Regions from separate parts of the Homo sapiens genome. Here regions 1, 3, 4, 5 and 6 are each linked to region 2. A link is an interaction called in ENCODE POLR2A ChIA-PET data of the cell type or tissue named here. Cell type or tissue: MCF 10A. All regions are shown on one strand. Region 1 has its middle 130 kb from the start of DLX2-DT. Region 2 overlaps ITGA6 (integrin subunit alpha 6). Region 3 has its middle 70 kb from the start of DLX2-DT. Region 4 has its middle 19 kb from the start of ITGA6. Region 5 has its middle 77 kb from the start of DLX2-DT. Region 6 overlaps LOC107985960 (a long non-coding RNA gene).

Evidence for each region. ChIA-PET counts read pairs that join two places held together with the same protein. Peaks named below come from ENCODE experiments on the same cell type or tissue, not always from the same donor. Only the 100,000 strongest peaks of a DNase experiment are listed, where the experiment ranks them.
Region 1: POLR2A ChIA-PET joins it to region 2 with 31 read pairs; 6 of 35 experiments call an interaction of 5 or more read pairs at or near these places.
Region 3: POLR2A ChIA-PET joins it to region 2 with 22 read pairs; 14 of 35 experiments call an interaction of 5 or more read pairs at or near these places.
Region 4: POLR2A ChIA-PET joins it to region 2 with 19 read pairs; 4 of 35 experiments call an interaction of 5 or more read pairs at or near these places.
Region 5: POLR2A ChIA-PET joins it to region 2 with 20 read pairs; 14 of 35 experiments call an interaction of 5 or more read pairs at or near these places.
Region 6: POLR2A ChIA-PET joins it to region 2 with 21 read pairs; 2 of 35 experiments call an interaction of 5 or more read pairs at or near these places.

What each region holds. Positions count from the first base shown.
Region 1 is chr2:172,229,701-172,233,700 of GRCh38, forward strand. No RefSeq gene overlaps it. Among named protein-coding and RNA genes, the nearest start is that of DLX2-DT, 130 kb to the left of the region's middle. In MCF 10A, no CTCF peak of the experiment used is centred here; DNase peaks (open chromatin) are centred at 1,251 and 2,421.
Region 2 is chr2:172,459,385-172,463,384 of GRCh38, forward strand. The region is part of intron 1 of ITGA6 (integrin subunit alpha 6); the gene reads left to right. Among named protein-coding and RNA genes, the nearest start is that of ITGA6-AS1, 4.6 kb to the right of the region's middle. In MCF 10A, a CTCF peak has its summit at 2,826 (motif pointing left); DNase peaks (open chromatin) are centred at 1,527 and 2,807.
Region 3 is chr2:172,170,582-172,174,581 of GRCh38, forward strand. No RefSeq gene overlaps it. Among named protein-coding and RNA genes, the nearest start is that of DLX2-DT, 70 kb to the left of the region's middle. In MCF 10A, a CTCF peak has its summit at 2,054; a DNase peak (open chromatin) is centred at 2,060.
Region 4 is chr2:172,406,975-172,410,974 of GRCh38, forward strand. No RefSeq gene overlaps it. Among named protein-coding and RNA genes, the nearest start is that of ITGA6, 19 kb to the right of the region's middle. In MCF 10A, no CTCF peak of the experiment used is centred here; a DNase peak (open chromatin) is centred at 1,587.
Region 5 is chr2:172,177,751-172,181,750 of GRCh38, forward strand. No RefSeq gene overlaps it. Among named protein-coding and RNA genes, the nearest start is that of DLX2-DT, 77 kb to the left of the region's middle. In MCF 10A, no CTCF peak of the experiment used is centred here; a DNase peak (open chromatin) is centred at 1,771.
Region 6 is chr2:172,251,432-172,255,431 of GRCh38, forward strand. It overlaps LOC107985960 (a long non-coding RNA gene), which reads left to right. Exons shown (of 6, transcript XR_001739773.3): 1 at 1-1,202. Among named protein-coding and RNA genes, the nearest start is that of DLX2-DT, 150 kb to the left of the region's middle. RefSeq lists an enhancer at 1,460-2,659. In MCF 10A, no CTCF peak of the experiment used is centred here; a DNase peak (open chromatin) is centred at 1,960.

The sequences.
Region 1 (4,000 bases), 230 kb before region 2:
AGAAATCCTGTGTGAAGGTTAGTGTAACTGGGAGATTGAAGGATGTAGTGAGAAGGGAAACTCCATAGCCAGACAGACCTGGTTTCAAAGCCTGGGACCAGCACTTGCTGGTTGTTGGATCTTGGAACAAGGGCTCAGTTTTCTGGTCTCTGAAATGGGGTTGCTAGTGATGCTTACCTCACAAGGTTGTGCTGAGGGTTAAATGAGCTAGTATAGTCAAGGCTTTTACATAGTGTGTGTTATTCGGTACAAGCTGAATTAATGACAGTGCTTACTGCCTCATCAACATGTGAGTTCTAGGTACTCCATGTCACCTACATGCTCATGTTTGTCTTTTAAATCTTGCCACTTGCCCATTGAAATAGGATATCTTGCATGCCTCCTTTTTGACGGAGAGCTGGCTGGCTCTGAGGCTCCTTCTAGAAGGACTCTGGGGTTTCTTGGCACCATAATCAATGGCTGCACTTGATCTTATTGGCTGCAGCTCCAATATGGGGGTAGGGTTTTGGGTTCCTCATTATTTCATGACCTTCTACTCCAAACCTCTACATATCAACATTAAATATCAGTACATGCATCATGATTGCTCTGCAAAGCCAGCTTCAGACAAGCTCCTAAACCTCCAGTCAGACTGTGGCCCCAGGTCCCTGAGTAAAGATCTTGGGAGCCACCACTGGGCCAGATGAGAAGTACTTGAGAGACCCAGCATGACCAGCCTCTCCTGGCAGGAGCCCCCAAAGTCTCTGGAGCACAGACTGTGTAAGAACACAAATAAAACAAATACAGAAGCCATTCTGAATGTGTCAGCATTTACAAGAAAGGTACTGTTAATATTCTATAGATAGCTCTGTGGCTCATGGAATGTGTTGATGTATGTATTGCAATAAAGGAAGCATGGGTAGATTAAAGGGCAGATTTAATGGAATGGCTAGGCTTTTAGAAAGGACATTAAAAGAAAGTTCCAGTGAGATTTTCACATAATTGATTACACATGAGGATGGAGGAGGCTTGTTTAGTGGGCTGGTGCATAGGCTGTGGGCTGTAGAGGCCGAGGCTGCCCAGGAATTCAGGCCCTGGGAGAGGCAGTGCCGGTGCAGGTCCCTTGGCCTCATTGGCCTATTCCTTTACCTGGCGGCTGCATCCAGCCTTGCTGCTCGGCCTGCCGCTGCCCTCAGAGAGTCAGCTGGCTGGTGGGTTGGCTGACAGCAGTGTTGTGTGCTGAATTCCTTTCCAAGGAGGAGGAGGAGATGCCAGCTATTCCATACATCATCCTCTGCCACCTGCCAAGGAGGCGAGATACTGCTGGGGAGAAAACAGCTTTTACTCATTCCTTTGTATTTGGGCCTGAATACCAGCCAGAAGCAGTGGGGTTTGGTTAGTAAGTCTGTCGCAAATCATGCTAATGGAAGTGCTGTGTAGAACATCAGGGCTGGGGAGTGTGTGATTGTTGAAAATTTCAGGCAGGGTGTTATCCTCCCCAGTGTTCCACTTAAGGAGCTGCTCTGCTGCAATCACATCATTGTGGCTGGGTGTGAGCAGCCTGCTCTGACAGGAAAGGACAGGCAAGGTTCGGGGTGGGGAGCACTCGGAGGTCTGTGATGTGATTAGTGGAGGGTTAGCACGGACAAGCTGTTGGCCTGGTCTCTTGAGTAGTGAACCCAGATGGGAGAGACAGTTTGCCGAATGCACAAAGACAAAGGAGAGCAGGACAGTTACAAGTGCCACCCTCAAACTCCATCAGACGGTGCTAGGTGAGGTTTCCCTTGGACTTATACCATCTGACAAGTTGGCCAAATTAGACATCATACTCAAAGAAAGGGCCCACCATGTTCAGGGAGAAATCTTTCAGTCCTGGGGCATAGAGGTTTGCCATTGTCTTCCCTCTGCCTGACTTTGGTGCGTCCTGGCACTCAGCTTTCACGGTTGGCCCAGGTCTGAGTTTCATGTTGCTCCCATCTGTCCCTTTCACCTGGAGAACCTGTTATACTTCATGACCTGCTGACATCCTCCTCCAGTAGGTAATGTGTGGTGCTAGAGGCCCTTCATTTTACCAGTGATATCAGAGGTGTACTGGAGGCAGAAGAGTCGCCCACAGCAGAATGGCTCATGGTGAAACCTGCAGAGGTTATCTGAATGAGTCCTTCCTGGTTTACATGAGCTATCTTTAGGAAAGCAGGGGCTTCCATTTTTCCACTAACATTGCCCAAATGCCTCTCCTTTCCCACCTTGTCCCAAACACACACCTGCACCCCTCCTTGGCTCCCTTCTTCTCTCCCTAGGTGACTAGATTAGTAAATCTGAGTTAAATACACTTGAAGGGGCCTTGGTGTTTTTTAAGCCGTGGTGCTGAACCAGCTTCTCCTGCTGCCTGCCCTCCTGAGTCATTGCCTGGCCTAGTTGCCAGTAAGAGTTGGGAGGAGGGAAAGGTGACTAATAACAAGCATGGGGGAATCTTTAGCCTGGAGAGCGATTTTCCTGCTTTCTTTACACCAAGTCATTGTGTGGAAGGAATGCGTGTGTGTGTGTGTGTGTGTGTGTGTGTGTGTGTGTGTGTGCATGCTGGGGCCTTTTCCAAAAGCAAGTGCTTTCTCAGCATCACCTGGGGCCCTTGCCACAGGAGGATGTTCTGAGGTCATGCTCTTTTCCTTCTTGTTGTCAGACTCGAGTCCAACATTAGCTTTGTTATTCCGGCCAGATGAGGAAGGAGACCATTTGGAAGTCATTTTTCACCATGTTCTTGGGCTTACTAATCCGATCACCTTTCTTGTCAGATCAAAGGTGATTGTTAAGTGTACTAAATTCTTCACACAGGACTTTTGCCCTTTTTTCAAATTTCTGTTTCTCCAAAACTGTAAAAATGAGCATAGATGCTTTCAAAATGAAAGTCCCTCCACAAATAACCCTAATGGAAAGGGAAACAACATCCTTCGGTACACTTCTTGCTTTCTGGGCCCTCAGAGAAGGGATCGGTCTGGGAGAAAGGGATTGTGTATCCAAACTGGACACCTCCAGCCAGCCAGAAAAGAGGATCTGTGCCTTTATTTATACTGTATTTACACAGCTCGGTGACCATTGAAGAAGTCTGTTTAATGAAATGCTGGAGTCGTTTTTAGATGGGCCTGTTGGAATCATTATGAGTAAACACGTGTAGAGATTTATTTTCCTTCTCCCAGAGGTCTCTTGGAGGTCCCTGAAGATAAATATTTGCATGGTTTCCAGTTTATACTTCCCCAGCCTAATGTGGTGCTGAGGCAAGTGGTTTGCCTCCTTTCACTGAGCTTGTTAACATGCACAGGACCCCTGTCCTCCCAGGGCGGGCTGTGACATTCTAACCCTGCCTCAGAGACAGTGCCTGGGTGGGCAGCCACTTGACCAACCTAAAGGCTAGTGCAGGCGTGGGCTTGTTGCTGTTCCAAGCAACCACACGCGGTAGTTGGTGGAGTGGACCAGCTTGAATCTAATGGTTTACCTTGCGTTCATGAAGCCAGGTCCTGCGTGAATCTGCATGGCTGCCCCAGTGTTATGGAATGTGGGGGCAGTGGACATAATTCTCAAGTGTCCTGAGAAATGCAGATCTCTGGAATTCTCAGTGTTCTCTTTGGGAAGCTGATTTACACTTGCTTTTCAATTGTTTTCCCTTCAGACCCTTAATCCAAAACAAACCAGGAGATGTTACCAAAGACATGGTTTAAACAATTTTTTTGATTGGTCTTTGTCTCCTTTCTTGGTTTAAAGTGAGGGGACAAGGAATTGCAGGGTGTTTCATGTTTATACTATATGCATTTTATTTAACTACAAGTTAGGAAAGTAGACCCAAGGTTACCCCATAAAAGACATGACTGGTTATTTGAGAGTATGTTATTAGCATAAAATGGGGTGAGGAAGAGGTCTGGGACTGTTCGATTTATTTTGTGGCTCCCTACTGGAGCACAGCAGAGGTCTTAGAAATTGATGTCAATAAATTTCAGAAATATTTTCATCTCAGAGTCAAAATGTTCTT
Region 2 (4,000 bases):
TCCCAGCTACTTGGGTGGCTGAGGCATGAGAAGCACTTGAACCCGGGAGGCAAAGGTTGCAGTAGGTAGAGATCATGCCACTGCACTCCAGCCTGGGCAACAGAGAGAGACTGTCTCAAAAAAAAGAAGTTACCCTTTTGAGAGTCAGACTAACACCAGAATTTCCACTGGCAACACTGGATACTAGAATTAATTACAGCAGTGCCATCAAGGTTCTGAAGAAAATGTTTTTCAACCTGGAGTTTTACACCCAAACTATCAAGAGTGAGAGCAGCATAAAGACATTTTTGTATATGCAGAGTCACACTCAGTTTACCTGTCATATGCTATTAGGACAGTATTTAAGAAAGTAATTCAAACAAGGGGGAACATCAGATCCCAGATCAAATCCAGTTACCCCAGGATAGCCATGAAGGGCTGTTCCAGCATGATCCTGTGTAGCAGGCCCGGCAGAACATCAGGTCTACATTGCTGCAGAAAGGTCCAGGGGCTCTGAGAAGGGAGTGTGAGCCAAGATGAGATCCTGATTTAACGCGGGTATGGCTTGGGAGCTTAGAGAAGATTGAGGCTTGGATAAAGGTGAACAATAGAAGAAAAAAGAAAGGCAATGAGAAAAGCCAAGGAAAGCAAGAGTCATGGTCCAAATGTGAAGTACACAAAGCAATTGATAGAATGTAAGAATAGCAAGTCTGTTTGACCTTAATGCTAGGAACAGTTTCTTTTGAGGCTGAGGGCTTCTGATACTGCTCCCAGACAGAAAAAGGAAAATCAGAATACAGTTTGGTTCAGCACTGAGTAATACTTATTTGGCTATGTAAAAGAATAGATGACTGAATTGTGGTTAAAAGTCAAAATGTAAGTGGTAATAGGTCCTGTAAGTGTAAAGGTGTAGCTGGTAGATAGCAAGACATGGAGAAACTAAGAGGAAAGTTTGGAAGGAAGAATCCAAATGCTCATAGCTTTGTCTCACTAACTAGGGAATCAAGATTTCTGTCAAAAGTTGAAGGGAAAATAGAGGTTTAAATCTTTAAAACTCAGAGTAGCAAATAGAGGAACTAAATCTAGTTATTAAACATAGGATGGGAGGTGGCAGTTTGTTCTTTCCTTTTCATATTATGGGGCCAACAGTTATTGCCTAAAGCTGATAAATCAATACATATATAATAATCCAGAATTATGGAGAAGTAAATCCAGAATGAAAAGTAAGAGGTTTGTCCGGAGTGTGGGGCTTGGGATGAGTTTGGAATCTGTTGCTTTCTACCGTTAAGTCTTTTATTTTTTGATTTCCTATCATTTGTACTTATTACTTTAGCAAAAATTAAATTCTGAGTTTGAAAATGGGTTAAATGTAAAGGTGACACAATTGCCACATAATGCTACTTTCTAACTTTTTAGGTCTTAATTTGGACAAACTAAGCAGGCTGTGTTTTAAATTAAGCAATAATAGTGTTCTTGTTCTAATGGTGCAATATTTCATGTTTCCTCTGACCAGCTTGCATAGCTAGGGGCAGAATCTTTAATCCTTGAGGAAATGAATTATTGCCAAAGACAGTGAAGCAAAGCTGCCATTGTTCTTGGAGTTTTAAAAGTGTCCCAGTGTTTAGAACTTTTGATTTGAAGTATTTATGCAAAAGTATACCAGCTCTCTTTGGGGGAGAACTTGAATATATGAAACGGATGTGGCTTACTTGAAGAATTTTGAAATAACCTTGTGTTCATAGCATGATAGTGAGTCCTGAGTCTCTGTGCCCAGAGCTCTGATTAGACTCCAAAGACCTGAATTTATATCATATTCCCAGTTACTGTTATACTTATATCGTTAGATTTTTACATTCCATTTTAGTATCTCAGTGTTTATTTCTTATCGTTAAAGATGATTTTGTGGTTTTGAGTTTTGCCTTTTAAGTGTGGGTTTCTGATATGCTGAAATCCCAAGGCAGTTTTTATTTCGGTGCAGCTTTAAAATTCAGTGGAGGTCATTGTCCACTGGCCGGTTTTGAAATGATCTTAGTTCACACCCAGATTCTTGCCCTTTGTTTAGTTTTTCTTGCCTTGACCGCATATGGGAATAGACCTCTCAGGCTCTGCTCTGTTAATTTCTATCACCTCCCTACAAAGGCCCTAACTCATATCCCTTGGTCCCTGTGGCTCTGAAGGTCGAGTTGTCACATAGCTCTTTCCTCCTTCAAACGTACTGGGATGGTCAGTAATGAGTGCTGCAGCTGCCCTGGTCCTAGGAGTTGCTGTGAGCATCCTGGTAGTGCCCAGAGAGTACCTGCTTTTCACACTGAACCATCTGGGTGGCCTGGGCCCAGTTTTTGGCATTTAAGGGCCTTGGAGGGAAAGGGAAGAAAGCTGGAATTTGAGCATAAATTGGATTTTGTGTGGGCTGAGGGTCCTCCTAGGTGTAGACTGTCCCTCCTGGACCTGTACCCACTCTGCTAGCTCAGGAGCCAACCATGTCCTGAACAGCTTAGACCAGCACCCAGACCCTAAATGACCTAGATTAGGAAGTAGATAGGTTGTTCTCTGCTGTCATTGTTTGGACACAGCTCTATTTACCTTATTTATTGTTCCTGCTAGGCACAGCCTCAGCTAATGGGCTGTGATCTCCTGCCTTTAAGGCTGGTTCCAGGCGAATTAAGAGCCTTTGCTTGTTTCCCAAACCAGGGAGGGCAGCTTTACCTTGAGGATGAAGGCGCCTCCAGTTGCTGAATGTGGTTGGGGTTACTGTGTTCTCTCATCAAGGTGTAGCTTTACCTTACCTTTCGGTGATGGGTTCTGCCACCTTATCGCGGTGGGTCCCAGGAGACCGGGCGCAACTGGAGCAGGGGCGCCCTCTGCTGCTGGGTGTCAGCTCTTCCTCCCACGGCTGCCCAGGGGATTTGCAAGGGGCGGTGGAACACTCCTGCTTCCTCCATCCCCTGTGGGACCACCTGAGGTGGAGGAAGGACAGTGCCAGGACCATGTGCAGGCTGAGCTCGCCCAGAGGCGGTGCAACAGCTAACGTTATTCTCTGTGGGTACATTTCTCTTGTCGTTTGCAGGTCTCTTTTCGAATCTGTTGTCCTTTTTCCCCAAACCAGCCTGCTGCCCCCATCCTGCCATGTGGTCTGCTGTCATCTGCAGTAGCCGCCGCATGTAAGACACGAGGACCTCTTCTGCAAGAGCTTGGTGTGGGCATTTGTGAAATTTTGTCACCACAGCCCCTGTAACCAGCCAACAAATTCGAGTTAAATGCCTATTCTTTGTCCCACACGTATTAGTTACAGAGAGTGGAGAACAAGTGGCAGATAGAGGCTGAGGGAAGCCAACCCACTCTGAGGGACTGGGCATGTAAATGGGACAACCTCCACAGCTTTTTAAACCACAGGACACCCAAAAGCAGCTGTACCCTGCAGGACACAGCAGGCTACAGAAGCCTGGGGTTCAGAGGGTCTCTGACCCTTCGTCCTTTAGCGCTGCTGACCAGGCTGCTGATCCTCGACCCCTTCTTGTCACCCATTGTGTCCCTCTTCTCCCTTTTCTCTGGCTCCTTCCCTTGCAGCCTTTGCATATGCTGTGTTCCTTACCTGGCCACCTCCAGTCCCGCTGTCATCTCTTAGTGACATCCTCCCTTCCTCTCCAGCAGGTGCTGGTGCCCACAGCACTCTGTACCATCCTCTCATTGCCTCTAGCTCCCTGTGGTTTCATGACCTCATGACCTGTTCACGGATCAGGCTTCCCCAGGCCAGAGATTGAGGAGTGGGGGCAATTCCTTATTCATCCTAGGAGGCTCTTAATCAGCGTTTGTTGAGTGAATAGGTGAACGAATGTGGGAATGGGATAAACAGGAAATAAGCCCTGTGCCTGCCTTAGGTAACTTAGTAGCCACCTTGGGTGTGGGTGAGAAGAGGAAGTGGTTAGGAAGACACACAGTTAAGACAATGGGACTCCTGTGCTGCTTTTTCTAGGCTTCTCTTTGCTGGTGGTTACCTTTACAGGAAATCTCTTACCCAGCC
Region 3 (4,000 bases), 290 kb before region 2:
GCAGTAAGAATTTTGGATGTACTTTAGGTTCTGACATTCAGATGCACTTGCTTATATAAATCTTGGCTTTGGAAGGTGGCATTCATTTTTGTTTGTGATTGGTAGCAGATATGATATGCAGCAGCAGCAAGCTTGGCCGGCAGCTTCTTGATTGTAGCAGAGGTGGCATCATTTCACACGGGGCCGCCATAGCAGCAGAGCCAGATTTGGCTTGGGGCTTTTTGTTCTCTGGCCAATTATCTGATGTGACTTTGGAATTATTACTAGAAGCTCAGTCTAGAGTCTGTTTCTTGCCAAACTCTCCCCTACTACCTCCAGTTCGGTGATTCTGGAAGTTATATGACACCCTGTTACAAATCTCTTGCTCAAACTAGCCAGGAGCTAGACCCTTATTCTCTGTAGCTAGACCCTTACTGATTGATGCAGGGCCTGACCTCCCCATGTGACTATTGACTGGGTGCTGGTGTAAATCAGCAATGACAAAAAAGCAATACAGTTAGTGAATATGTTGAAGAGATCACAAATCTATACCTATAGGATACATTTTTTAAAACTCTGAATTTATCAAATTATGGCTTAGTATTAAATGTCCGGTGGTAGCTCACACATGGGTTCAAAAAATATTGTTTGTAAATAAAAATGACTGTGTTAGATGCCCTAAGATACGTCTCTTCTTCTGACTAAGATATTGAAAAACTCAGGTAAGAGTTTAAATAAAATTGCTTCATAACATGTCAGAGTAGAAAAAAAGCATTATTTCAAAATCAATGTGTTATTTCACATGTGTGATTTAAGCTTTTATGTGTAACCAAATGAATAAATCCAATCCTATACACTGACATTTAACTCATATATATCCTAAACATTTATGTTTTCAAGTTGGCTAAAAGAATTCCTAAAACCGCAACTTTTTTTTTTGAGGAACTTTTCTCTTGCAACACGTGGGCTCACCATATGTTCAGGGTGCCCTGATGTTCAAGTTATATGGTATTAATATGGCCTGAAACTGAAGTGCAGAGGGCATCCATTGAAAAATGCTGGTCTACTGGATCAAGGTTCACCATAATATATGGTTATTTGGTGTTCAATAAACTTTTTTTTTTTTTTAAGACAGATTCTTACTTTGTCACCCAGGCTGGAGTGCAGTGGTGCCATCTTGACTCACTGCAACCTCCGCCTCCCGGGTTCAAATGATTCCTGTGCCTCAGCCTCGCGAGTAGCTGGAATTACAGGCGCGCACCACCACACCCGGCTAATTTTTGTATTTTTAGTAGAGACAGGGTTTCACTATGTTGGCCAGGCTGCTCTCGAACGCCTGATTTCAGGTGATCCACCGGCCTCAGCCTCCCAAAGTGCTGGGATTTTAGATGTGAGTCACCGCGCCCAGCCCAATAAACTTGTTAAGTGACAAATAAAATTGGCGAGTGAGTGTTGCTGTTGTGACTTTGCTGCTTTTTTCTTTCCTGTTCTTAACTGCTGCAGGGTTTCTTTCTGTCTTGGTGCCTATTCCTAAGACAGATGAGGAAGATAGGATCTCTGCTTCATGGAGCTTGTAGGTTCTGCTAAAGGGAATGACATGCAGATTCAATTCACAGGGAACGTGGTAAGAGCTGAGAGACTGTTACAATGGCCGCGAAAGCCAGCGAGCCAGGGGACATTTCCACTTAGCCAGAGGCCAACGTCACAAAGCAGGTGGCATTTTGGTCGAGCCTGCTTATAAGCCTAGTGTCTATAGATTTTATTAAATCATTAGAGTCATTCTTCAGGTAGAAACGGACCTTCCTTGACTTCATAAATTACAAGATGTCTGGAATTCTGAATTTTATCCCTCCAAGTCCCTCCACCGGAACTTTCCAGCACTTCGATTTTCTTCTACAGCGTGAGGGAAGGGTCAGGTTTAGACATTGTCTTGGCAAACAGATCAGCCCTCTCCATTTAGGAAGGAGGAGGGAAGCTGCTCCCGCGGCCACATTTCCTGGAAGGCTGCAGGTGAGGGCTCGGGCGGTGGCGGGCCGTGGTCCGGCGCAGTTTCCCCGCGGCCCGCTGGGTCGCACTGTGGCCTTAGGAATGTGGGCCGGGGCGGGGCGGCTTGGGAGCGCGCTGCAGCCAACGCCGCGTTCAGCCCCGGGCGCAACTGCAGCCGTGCCGGGGGCCTCCGGGGCCCCGACCGACCGACAGCTCTTTCAGACCGCAGCGAAGTTTGCACACACGACAGCACGTCCCGGGGCTAGGATCTTGCCCGCCTGCGGGGCTGACCTGCACCACCCTTGGGGAAGCGCGAACTGCCGCCCCGCTGCCGGGAGTTAGGCGCCCGGGCCTGGGTCGCCCCCACAGACGGCTCGGACGGCACGAACGAGCGGACCCCAAGGATAGTGGGCTGGGGAGGGGTCCAGTCGTGGTCACGGAAACGGGTGGTCCTCGCGCCGGGCTGCACTCATTCTGACTAGCAATATGCTGGTGGAAAGTGCTACTCCAATGCCTTTATCGTTGCGTTGCTATCATTTTCTTTATATCTACATAAATTTTTTTATTTTATTAAAAAAATATTTTTTTGGCCTTGCTTCCTCCTCCAGCGTTTGACTTTCCATTGTTGCTCAGTGCTTGGGTGGGATGTGGACTCTCTTTCCTTGTGACAGCAGAGCTCAGAGTACCATGAATCTCCCTCCCCTCTACCTTGCTTTAAATGGCTATTTCTTTCTTTTTTTTTTTTAGTTAACTAAAAATGGAAAAAATAGTAAGTGCACATGGTAGAAAATTCAAACAGTACAGAAGCCTCTTCCCCTTTCAGAGCAGGCAGCCACTGCTAATATTTTCTTTTGATTCCTTCCAGAACACAAGTATATGGCTATCTCCTTTCAAATGCGTCCCCATCCCCAAACTGGGTCATCTGCCCTGCCGCCTCAGCTCCCCCTTTATCATGTATCTTGGAGATGACCTCACATCAGCATGTGTGGGTGTACGGCATTCTTTTAGATGGCTGCCTGGTGTTCTGTATGTTATACCAGCACCCCGTAATTATTCTATCGGCCACGATGGAAGGATATGGCGGTTGTTTCCAGTCTTTTGCTATGACAAACAATTCTGCAGTGAACATCTGTGTGTATATCTTTGAGTACGTGTGCAACCATGTCTATAGAATACATTCCTAGAAGTGGAATTGTCTCCTTGAAAAATATTTGCATTTAAAATTTTATAGATTTTGCCAATTGACCACCAAAGGTGGTACCTATTGATACGCTCATCAGTGACTGCTCCCCATTTCCCTCGTTGTTCACACTAGGTTTATCGCACTTTTAAAATATTTGCCAAGGTGAGCAAATAGGCTTTAAAAGTAGAATTTCATTCTAGTTTTCATCTTTTAAATTGTGAGTACAATTTATTCTTTTCCACATGAAAAAAGAGCTACTTGAATTCTATGAGCAGATGGTTCACATCGTTTTCCTATTTCTATTGGATTATTGGATTGCAAATGATTTTTATCCTTCTTGCACATGACCAGTTAATCTCTGGTTATAATATGCCAGGACCCCATTTCTGAAAGAATTCATACTTTTTGCACGTAAAAGAAGCAAGTCAAAATTCTAGTTCCTTAGTTCCTTACAGTTTTCATCTTCTAATGCTGGCCTCTACCCTACCTGATTTTTTTTTTTCTTTTTTTTTTTTTTTGAGACGGAGTCTCGCTCTGTCGCCTGGGCTGGAGTGCAGTGACGTGATCTCGGCTCACTGCAACCTCTGCCTCCCAGGTTCAAGCGATTCTCCTGCCTCAGCCTCCTGAGTTGCTGGGGCTACAGGTGTGTGCCACTGCGACTAGCTAATTTTTGTATTTTTATTAGAGACGGGGTTTTGCCATGGTCGCCAGGCTGGTCTTGAATTCCTGACCTCAAGTGATCTACCCGTCTCAGCTTCCCAAAGTGTTGGGATTACAGGCATGAGCCATTATGCCCGGCTTCTTTGCCCTACCTTTTAAAATGTGTAAATCTCGGCCGGGCATGATGGCTGA
Region 4 (4,000 bases), 52 kb before region 2:
GTTCAAGACCAGCCTGGCCAACATGGTGAAACCCAGTCTCTACTAAAATTACAAAAATTAGCTGGGTGTGGTGGCGTGCACATTTTAAAAGAAGACTATGAATCATATTAGGAAGATCTACTAGCTTTAAATCTCTGCTGGAAAGTTACTGACAAAATTCTTTTCTAATAGGTAACATTAGAATGAGATTTTCTCTTTAGTAAGAGCACCAAGACCCAGCTAATGCCCTCATTCAGTATTTCTCAGATTTGGTTAGTTTATATACAGCTTTTCATGGAAAAAATTATTAGCCCAAGTGATGACTCAAATTATTTTTTTAAGTAACATTACTTCATTACCATCAAACAAAACTAGTTATATGCTTCTTAGGTTTTTGACCCTTAAACAAGTATAATGGTAAAATACATTTATCAATTAAATATCCATAATTGTAAAAATCAGTGAAATTCAAATGAGGAATATTTTTAAAATGTGATAAATGATATTTTATGGAAACCAAATTGCTGGTGTTGGATTGAATAGGAGGAAGATGTGTTTGGTTGTTTCATGCTTCACTAGCTGGTTGTTGCTTTTGATCTGGAATATGATGAGCCGTTATTTGAGGCTTAATTGTTCCTATCACTGTTATTTTTAGCTCTTATATTTGTTTTTATCCATTGATCGACTATGTTGATTGTCCAATAAATTTAGTGCACTGTCTTGTATACGATGTTGTGTACAGTGTTGCATACGACATTGAAAGTTTAGCACCAGTTCTCTTGGAAACACAAACACAGATAATGAACTCAAGCCAGTATTTAGTTACAAGATGGTCAGCCTGATGGGCCAGAACACTCTGATATGACTTTTCTTAGATCATAATCCAAAGAAAAGCCCCGAATTTAAAAAATTATCTCAGAACTTGTGAATCTCAGTTTGAGAAAACATTACCCCAGCTTACTTCAAGTAGTAATTGATGTAAAAAAAAAATTCCAGGGTAACAGAAGAAATTGGGTAGTATTTTGTGATTATTATAAGTGAGACTTTGTGACATTGATCTATATTTTCAACACCCATCTTTGGCATGGACTGGCTGATCCTCCTTTAGAGATGGGCACTGCTAAGCCTATTCTGCAGATGAATAAATTGAGGCAGAAAACAGCACTCCAGGGGCATAGAGAAAGTTGTGGTGAAATTTAGGTTCGAGGTCAAAGTTGTGCCTAACTGAGAGGGAAAGTGAGGGGCAATGACAAAAATTGCTCAGCCTTGGCTTGCTCTGACACTATTTAAGCTGTACCTTTTTTCTTCCTCTGGCTAACCAGGACAAGGCATCCAGGACCACAATGCAGGGAGCCTCATCAGGCACTTGTGCTAAACAGGCACTCCCTGTACCTGACCCCCTGTGTCCTATTCAGCTACAAGGGATGAAATGGAAACTAATCGCTTTTCTGAGACCATGAGAACAAGCAGTCAGCTTGCAAGATGTTATCCCCTTCTAATTATAGGTCCACAAGCGGTGAATGCTTGCCATGGGAAGCTACTATTCTTTCCCAAATGCAGGTGTCCCTTCTTGAACAGCTGCCAGGAGCTCAGCAGCCTTGGAAGCCCTTCAGATAAATAGCACCTGAGGTTACATTGCCTCAGCTGTGGCATGTAGAGACACAACCCTCGGGTATCTGGGTGTGGACTTGCTTTAGTCATGGGGAGACTAGAGAGACTTGTCCTTCAAATCAGACCAACTTATAACCACCTCCCCAAACATCAGGGGAATAGCACCCTAGCCATAGTTACTATTGTAACCAAAGGAAATAACCAGAGCACCAGACTCTGCCAAGTAGATTCATTATGAGTGGTAAATAAGATAACATTTAGGATTAAATCGAACTTTCCTAGGCTTGAGACTTTTCTGCAACTCCACACAATAGCACTGGAAAATAATTTGGTTTTATAGTTCTTATTAACTATGGTCAAGGCTGGAGTCCTGTTTTTAAATTACCAGATTTGACTTGTTTGCCTGTTTGAGGTAACCTGCCAAAAGTAGTCACAGAAAACCAGGTTGCTTTCATTCTGCACTTACTATTTTTGTTTTTAGGACCCCAAAAGTGAGCTTAATGCATTATTAATAGGAAGTTTGACTTATGATCTTTAAACAGGAGCTTTTAAACATTAGTCAAGGTTTGAAAGCCAAATACTTATAAACATGTTCCTACGGGCATAAAAGGGAGGATGTAAACCAAACTGTTAACAATGATTATCTCAAGGGAGGGGCACTGGACAGGGTGGAAAATGTCACTTTCTGTTTTATACACTTCTATTGTCTAAGTTTCTTTGTTTAATACTGAGCATGTGACTCATACTTTAACTGTTTAAAAACAGTTTTTATTTAGAATAATTTCATTCACATATGAAAAATTAACCTGGATTCACACTGATGTCACAAGCAAGCACAATTCAAGGCATATTAGAATAAGTTGATTTGATCTGATTGACTTTAGGAAGAACTTGTGGAAATAAACCAATGTAATTTAGGGTAGAGCCTCTTCCTACAGCAGGAGGGGTGATTTTTCTCAGTCTCTTCTCAACAAGACCTCTGGTTTGAGAAATGGTGTGAAACCAGGCAGATTGCAAGCCCTTGTATGGAACCTTGGTGGCAGTGACTGGTGATTATTGTGCCCCATTAAGGCAGAAGATCCAGCCTCAGTGGAAGCCATGAAATTGCCTCAGCCTCTGCCAAGTGTTTGTTCTACAACTGCATGATTTGTATGCCACTGCAGAACCCTATGAATCCTAGTGTGTTGCGATGTTGAGAAGAAGAACATGCCACTCTCATTTTAATCTGGTTTTCTGGGGAAAGTACTTGTTAGGATTAGGGAGACTCACAAGCTGGGCCTGGCTCTGCCCCTTACCCTTTATGGGTCTCAGTTTCCTTAACTCTATACATAGGAGAAGACTGAATTTTACACGATCTCTAAGGTCTCTTTTGGCACAAAAATCCTTATGACCTCTGAAGTGGTTCCTAAACCAAGATTTTTGAGTAGTGAGTACCGTATAGTTCCTTTCTTGTCCTTATTGATTGACGGATTGAGACAGGGTCTTGCTCTGTCACCCAGACTGGAGTACAATGGGGTGATCATAGCTCACTGTAACCTTGAACTCCTGCGCTTAAGGGATCCTCCTGCCTCAGCCTCCTGAGTAGCTGGGACTACAGGTGCATGCCACTCTGCTCAGCTAATTTTTTTATTTTTTTAATTTATTTTTGTGGTAGAGTCAGGGTCTCACTAAATTTCCAGGACTGATCTCAAACTCCTGGTCTCAAGCAGTCCTCCTGCCTTAGACTCCCAAAGTACTGGGATTATAAGCATAAGCCACCATGCCCAACCTCGTTGTTTTTTAAAAAGCCCAACTTCAAGTAAACATAGCAACTCGGTCATTGTCATATATGTAGTCATATAGGTCTATGTTGTATGTTATATGTGTATGACATGTCAGTCAAAGAAAAGTCAGCCCAACCTGCTTTATAAGTATGGGAGAGGGAGGACCAAGAGACATGGAGGGCTCAGGGTTTCTCATGAAACAAGTATGTATTTGGGATTAAGATCTTGTACTCCATGCTCCCACATGGAGACAAGTCTGCCTTCAAGTTTCTCTTCATTAGCGCAGCACCTTAGAAATAAGGGCCATGTCACCCATTTTCCTTTAAATTACTCCTAGCTCAGGGGCTGAGTTGGTAGAGGGTGGCACCCTCAGTGATGTTCTTCTGGCCAAGCCATTCCTGCTCTGACGGGGCCACTCTGGAGCCAGCAGGTGGGTTCCTGAAGTAAGCTGATGACTCACTCGGTCTTGACCTGATTCCCTCAGGTATGGAATCTGTCCCAAGGAGGTCTTGTGGAGAGTGGGGAAGGGAAACTGCACATGAAGTGCCCAAACTCCTGGTCACTCTATATGTCAGGCTCAACTTGAGTCACTTGCAAGCATGGATGTGATTTGATGATGAACAGCCTGTTACATACTACATTGTACA
Region 5 (4,000 bases), 280 kb before region 2:
TGTTCTCTCTTGGACTGACATCATCAGCACAAGTTCATCTCCCTTTTACTTCCCCTAGCAGATTTTGCAGATAACTCTTGACTTTACTTTGACATAGAATAAAGCATTTCTTTTTTAGAAGAAAAGGTTTAGGAAATTATTTTTATTCTGGACTTGGCTTCGGATGAATTGTATGACCTTGGGGGAAATTCCATATAACAAATTCCTTGTGCCTCCTTTTCCTGAAGAACAAATAGGATATCCTACTTTAAACTAATATTTGGAATATTAAAATATAAACTTTAATTTTGGATCTTAAATGAGGCTGATATTCACAATCATGGAATGGGTTTTTAAGCCTCCAGTGAGAAAATGGTGATACTAATTAGCTAGGACCCTTTAGGTTGCAAGGGAAAGAAAACCAGCAAAATCCAGTTTAAGCCACAAAGGGGAATTTATTGACTCATACAAATGAGAAATCCAAGTGGGTGATTATGGCTTCAAACATGGCTGAGTCAGGAATTCAGGTGATGTTATCAGCTCTATCCCTCGCCCTCCATTTTTCAACTCTGTTTACCTCTGCCTGGCTTTATTCAAGCCTTCATGATCTGTATAGCTCAACATCCTAGAGGAAGAGAGGCAACATTTCCCTTTTAGTGCCCATGTGTCAGATCTTAGGGAAGATTTGGATTGGTCCAGCTTAGGACACTTGCCTATTCCTCAATGAATAACCGTGGCTTGGAGAACGGGGTGCTCTAGTGGGCCAGCCAGTGTGTGGGCCCATCTCTTTGACAGAGGCAGATTTGGGGTACCATGATAGACAACCCCTCCAGGATCCTATGGAGTCAGATGAGGGTACTTCTGTTGTTTCTAGACAAAGAGGGAAGGGATGCTGACCAGGCCAGACCAATAAAGGTCCACTATAAAGGCTTTTGGGTGGAATATAGTGTATCAGCTCTCTATTTATTCAATGTTTATACACGTTTTTGTCTGCCTCCATAAATCAAACTTGTACATCTGCTCACCTTTAATTTTTTTTTCACCATAAAGCTTAATCCCTATTGTGTAGAAGCAGCACCTAATATGCCTGCCAAGATGTGGTATTAATATAGAAATGTGTATTAGGCTAGAGAGATAGAAGTAAGAAGATGATTTTTATTTTTAGCTTCTGTTAGCATAGAGACATATTTATAATAGTTTTTCTTGGCCTCATTCATCATATAATTTAGAAAAGGTCTTAACTATTTTTAAAAATTATGCAAGTAGTACAAAAGGGCAAAAAGTGAAAATGAAACTCCCTCTATCCCCCCCATCCCCAGGAATAAGACAGTTACTTCTATTTAATATAGCATTCCAGAAACGTCCTATGTATTTGCAAGAATATATGTATACTTTACATAAACCTATGGGCTCATTCTCTTATGTCTGCTGTGCACTTTGCCTTTTTCACCTAGTACCATATTATGGAGGTGACCTCCCTTGTCAGCACAGTAGAGTGCCTTCATTTTTTTTAGCACACAATGTTCTATAGTGTGGATGTGACCAGATTTATGTAAATCACTCCTCATCAGAGAACTTTAAGGCACTTTACAATGCATTCCTCCTTTTTCTTCTCTCCTCTCTGCAGCAAACCTGGCATGACCAGAGGACCTGTGGCTCTGAGTTGGGCCAGGCATTGCCCATTGATGGTAGATGCAGCAGATGCAGCCATGAGGGATTTCCCAGAAGGAGCAACATTTCCCCAAGGCTGAGTTAGAGCCAGAGTCTGATCCTGTGACTGCCCCACCCTCAGCCCTCCCTGTGGTTAACCAGGAAGGTGGCTCATTGTTGGGTGGTTTGGCAAGTGTCTGAGAAAATTGCAAGGTGTAATGACCTCCTCTCTAGCTTGTGGCCACACACGAGGGTACCTATGCTAATTTTACAAGATGACAGCGGCAGCTTCTGTTCTTCAGCTCTGCGAGTTGGCTCCCTGGTGTTACTTTTTATTTTATTTTATTTTATTAATTTATTTATCTGAGACAGAGTCTCACTGTTTCGCCCAGGCTGGAGTGCAGTGGTGCAGTGGTGCAGTGGTATGATCTCTGCTGAATGTGCAACTTCTGCCTCCTGGGTTCAAGTGATTCTTGTGCCTCAGCCTCCTGAGTAGCTGGGGTTACAGGCATGTGCCACCGTGCCCAGCTTTTTGTAATTTTTGTAGAGGCTGCCTTTCCAGACAGTCTTATTTCAAGTCTTTATTTCAATAAGCAAAACCGTAAGGAGAGAGCAATGCAGAGAGAGGAATCTGAGGAAAACCAAGAGAAATGAGACAGCTTTCTGGTCTTTTTACCTAGGTCATCTCAACTCTAGCTGACATCCAGCCAGGAGACTCCAGGAGCTGGGGCATCTTTCCTTTGGCCTGAAAGCTGAAGGGAGTGAAGCAGGGAAGGGAGTAGGATGGATTATTTAGAGAAATAGTTTCACCATGTTGGCCAGGCTGGTCTTGAACTCTTGGCCTCAAGTTATCCTCATGCCTTGGCCTCCCAAAGTGCTGGGATTACAGGTGTGGGCCACTGTGCCTGGCCCCTGGTGTCCTTTATCTGTTTGCAAATATCAGCACAGATTTCTGGACTATGGTGATGACAGGGGAACTAACTGACATTTAGTTTGAAAATGCTCATATCCGATGTAATTCCCCCAAGTACCTGCTTCTTGTCACCTAATAATCCCCAAGACTGTCTGAAAAAGCCAGCAGGTTAGAGAGACAGTGACTGGGATGGGCTGACAGGGCAGCCCTAAGGCCAATGTGTCAAGAAGGCATCCACAATTCTTCCTTCTCTCTGACCTCTGCCTCCGAATAGTCCCTCCCATGCCTGTCCTTGCTTCACTCCCTTCAGCTTTCAGGCCAAAGGAAAGATGCCCCAGCTCCTGGAGTCTAGTGGCCGGATGTCATCTAGAGTTGAGATGACCTAGGTAAAAACACCAGAAACTGTCTCATTTCTCTTGGTTTTCCTCAGATTCCTCTCTCTGCGTTGCTTTCTCCTCATGGCTTTGCTTATTGAAATTCTTGTCCTTCTTTTTTTTTTTTTTTTTTTTTTGAGCCAGAGTCTTACTCTGTCGCCCAGGCTGGAGTGCAGTGGCACGATCTCAGCTCACTACAACCTCCGCATCCTGGGTTCAAGCGATTCTGCTGCCTCAGTCTCCCCAGTAGCTGGGATTACAGGCACCCACCATCACGCCTGGCTAATTTTTTTTTTGGTTATTTTTGTAGAGATGGGGTTTCACCATGTTGGCCAGGCTGGTCTTGAACTCCTGATGTCAGGTGATTCGCCTGCCTTGCCCTCCCAAAGTGCTGGGATTATAGGTGTGAGCCACAACGCCTGGCCAAAATTCTTGTCCTTCTAAACACAGCTCTGATACCCCCATGATGGTATCTCTGGTCATCTAAGTGAAAAGGGGGTCCTTCATTTTTGCTGCATGCGTCACTAACCATTGTTCCCTCACTGGAGCCCTGGATGCTCTTGGAGGTGCTGGGATAGATAAGCTTTGTCTCTTCCATACTGGACCATCCTACCTCCCCCAAGCGAGGCTCAGCAGGTGCTGTATTCTTGGCCCATAGCAGGTACTCAATATGTTTGTTGAAACAGTGAACCTGTCTGGTTCAATATCTGCTGTGGAGACTTGGACTTAGTTTCACAATTAAATTGCTAACTTTTTAAAAAAGTCATTCATTTATTTCCTGTGTTGCTGTTTGACTTCTGGGGATGCTTTCACATTAAAAAAAAATTGTCTTTTCAAATAGAGCCAGACATGGCAGCTTGTGCCTGTAGTCCCAGCTACTGGGGAAGCTGAGGCTGGAGGATTACTTGAGCCCAGGAATTTGAGTCCAAAATAGTGAGACCCCTTCTCTAAAACAAAACAAAACAAAACAAAACAAAACAAAACATAACAAAACACCCTTCCCCCAATCCCCTAGTAGATCTTAAAACCATCAGATCTTAGGGGATGTAACTGCAGCAACAGGTTGTATGTAAGTCTAAAATGG
Region 6 (4,000 bases), 210 kb before region 2:
TTTGTATAAATAAAAGCCTCTGAAGGAAACCATTAATTTCCTCTGTAGCTGCTTTGGAATGTTAGTGAGGGCATTTGGTGCGAACTGTTTGAAAATGCTTCTACATATTGTTCTGTGGGTGGAGATCAACGAGGTATGGAAATGAATCAGCAAGCAAGGCCTCTAATGGTGCTTCTGGTCCTGCAAAAATTGACTGGTTGCTGGGCTGCCTCAGCTCCCCACCGTGAGGGACAGGTACTGTTTCAGCTTGGTGGAGTGGCTTCTCTCCTCTTGCCAGTCAGCAACCCAGGGGCTTGGGAACATATGGTTGAGGCCTGTTTCAAAGAGATCAAAAATCAAAAATTTTAAAAACCTCTCAGATGTACAACTGTACTCCAAAAAGGTCGCACCTTTATAAAGGAATCTGCCCCTGAGAGTCTCAGGACTCAGCTTCCTCCTGAAGCTAGCCAACTCTGCTAGCACCTTCTTCACCACGTATGAACACAGTGTATGAACACGGTATCCGGCACAGTTTCACCTAGCTGGAGACCTAGGCTCTGAGTCCTAGCTTCCTAACCAGGCTGTGAGCGCTCTGAAGGAAGGGCTCACTCCATTTATATCTTCATATTCATTAAACACCTAGGTCAGTGGATTCATAGTCTGAGCTCAGAATATTCACTAATCCCGAGACTGTTGGCTTTCTGTGGTCATGGTTGCCATTGGGTGGGGCGTCCATGGACCCCAGGCTAAGCACTTTGCTTAGGCTAAGTTCCCAACAGTGCTGCTCAGCAGTGGACCTCTTTCTGATTCTCTCAAGCCTATACACTGAGGGGTTGTCCACACTGCCTCTGAGAGCAGTGGGCAGGCAAAGGAAGTGTGCTTTGTGAGGTCACCCGTGGGGACAGTGAGTGCAAGCAGCTGCAGTCCTCATGGGCCGCCAGCCTCCCGCTTCCTGCAGAGGCGCCCAGAGCTGGAGCTGGTCTGCGCATGCACTTGGAGGCACGGTATGAACAACCGCAGAAATGCCGGCCAACTACGCCAGTTCCCAGAGCCCAGCGTTCTCCTCTCTCCTCTTTCATTGGTTTCCCAGGAAAGCTGCTGAGGGCGGGAACCCCAGATGCACAGTTTGGCTCATAAGCGGGCTGCCTTTCACAGCCACCACTACCCACCCGGGGAGAGCACTGGATTGTGGCAAACGGGACCTCTTTGTGTGAGCAACCAAGGTGTGTTGGGTTTGGTGCTCCAAGGCAAACTTCTTTGCTCAATTGAAACAGCCCCTGGTCATCTCTGCTTCTCCATCTATAGCCACCCCGTGAGAATAAAAACTCCAGAGAGTCCTTTCTATTTACATTTAGGGAATTCTAAAAGAAAGGTACAAGAAGCCAAAGGATTATCCGTGTTTGTCCTTAGAAAAAGAGGTAACAATGCAATTTTTAAAACCCTAAAAGATTAATGAAATAAAACATTACAGATAGATACAGCAGTCAAATGCAAAGAAACAGAGAATAGTGGTTACCAGGGGCTGGGGGAGAGGGGAATGGAGAGCTATTGTTTAATGAATATGAACTTTGAGTTTGGGAAGATGAAAAATTTCTGAAGAGGGATAGTGGCGATGTTTGCACAGCAGTGTGAATGGACTTAATGTTGCTGAACTATACACTTAAAAACGGTTAAAATAGTAAATTGTATGTTGTGTATATTTTGCCATAATAAAAATTTTTCAGAAACCATTATGAACAGAGCATTGTCTCAATGAGGAGACACTAAGCTTGTTGACTTTTATCTTGGGTGCTCTCTGTGTATGTGTATTTATATTAAAAGTAACCAGTTTCCTGAAAACACAAAACCCATTCCTGGCCAACAGGCTCTTTTCCTGTGCTTTTGTGCATTCTGAAGCTGTCTTCATAATGTGTTGGTCAGGAAGTGGGTGACTCATGGGGCCTTTATGACAGACCCTTGAGTCACACACACACACACACACACATACACACAGACACACGTGAGTCACCCCTACAGGCTTCTAGGACAGGCAGCGATTTAGATGCCAGAGTGATGTGCCTGGGGCATGGCGGGAGGCAGCCTGGCGCCCATTGCCAGGCACATTCCTGGGAGCCTCTCCCATGGTTTAGTAATAAATGGAAGCTGTGGCCACAGCTCCCAACTCCAGGCCCAGCAATAGCTGTTTCTCTGACTTTTAAGGACAACCCAAATGGTGGCAGGAGGGGAGAGCAGTTGGTATTGGAAACGCCCAGTGGCCGCTGGGCTGCTGTGAGTGGCGCCTGTTTTGGCGATGTGAGTGGCGCTGGGTGTAGGCCTCTGAATCTGCCGGTGCGTGGTGGCAAGAGCAGGTCAATCACAGGGTGATCTTACGTCTTCCCGGGGGTCGTGAATCGGGTTGGGAGCCACTCAGTTATATAAACAAATGGAGGACTGATCTAGACCTTAGGAGACCTGGTTTAGACTTTGATCTGCCACTAGCTTGTTTTGTTACCATGGTAAATCACATAAACTCTCTGGCCTTGGGTTCCTTGTCTTTAAAGTGAGGGAGTTGGATTAGATCAGGATTGGCTGGCACACAGCTCCTGTGCCACCCGTCCCTCCAGTTCCTGAGGCAACAATGTTCACTGCCCTCTGAGCCCACATGGCAGCTCCTGGTCCTTCTTAGATGGCCTTCTCTTTCTATTCTGTTAATTGGAGTTAGCATCTGAAATGACACCTATTTGCTATCCTGAAAGCTGATATGCTGGTTCTCAACTTTGCCTATAAATTAGAATCACTGGAGAGCTTTTAGCAAATACAGGTGTCTGAATCCTACCCATATGGATTCTGATTTAATTATTCTGGGATGAGACCCAGGCATTGATAAATTTTAAAAGCTCTCTAGGGGATTCCAGTGTGTAGCCAGGAATGAGGGTCACTGGACGAGATGACCACTACAGGGGCCTAACAGTCAGTCACTTTGTGATCAGCTGTTGGCATGAAGATGACAGGAATGATTGGGCTGGTTGAGCCGAGCTCTGCTGGCAAGAACATTAGGGGATCAGGAGACTTGGTTCTCATTTCTAGTTTGCATTCCTAATTTGCTTGTGATTTTGGGTGAGTTATTTATTCTTTTTAGCTTTAGTTCCCACATGTATAAACTGGGAGTAATAATCTCTTGAGCTTCCTACCTCACCATATTCTTAAGAGGAAGAAAGAAATGTTAATAGATGTATAAGAGAAAAGTGCTACAGAAAGTGCTACGTAAATTATTCCATTTTTATAACCCACATACCCCAAAATACTCTTCTAAAATTTGAAATAAAAAATTTTGAATCCATCCCTTGTGGGGAATTATGAAGATTCAGTGAGGTGGCATATACAACAGTCCCTAGCCTGGTAGGTGTGCAAGCAATGCTTGTTTGAATGAACATTTTGATGGAGGTTACTGAAACACCAAATCACAGAGTTCTGTGTGCCTTCAAAGGAAGAGGAAGCTCATTTCTGTGGCTGTTTTGTTAGAACTGGTCCTTTATTTGAGTTTTCTAAAGTAAAAATTATGCATGTAATGCCTGAAATATTCTCAGTATGAAATATTCCGGCTGGGAACAGTGGCTCATGCCTGTAGTCCCAGCACTTTGGGAGGCTGAGGCAGGCAGATCTCCTGAGCTCAGGAGTTCAAGACCAGCCTGGGCAATATGGCCAAACCCTGTTTCTACAAAAAATTAGCTGGGTGTGATGGTGCACACCTGTAGTCCCAGCTACTCAGGAGGCTGAGGTGGAAAGATTGCTTGAGCTGCCTGGGAGGTGGATATTGCAGTGAGCCACGATTGCACTGCTGTACTGCAGCCTGGGCAACAGAGTGAGACCCTGTCTCCAAAAAAAAAAAAAAAAAAAAATCAAATGATAAATAAAAAGAGCAAAATTTGAAAGCCCTCTTAACCTCCTCCACCCCACCACTCCCCTCTCCAGAAGCAATCACTGATGGTGATTGAATTGTATCTGTTCAAGCTCTATATATTTACAATACACACACACACCC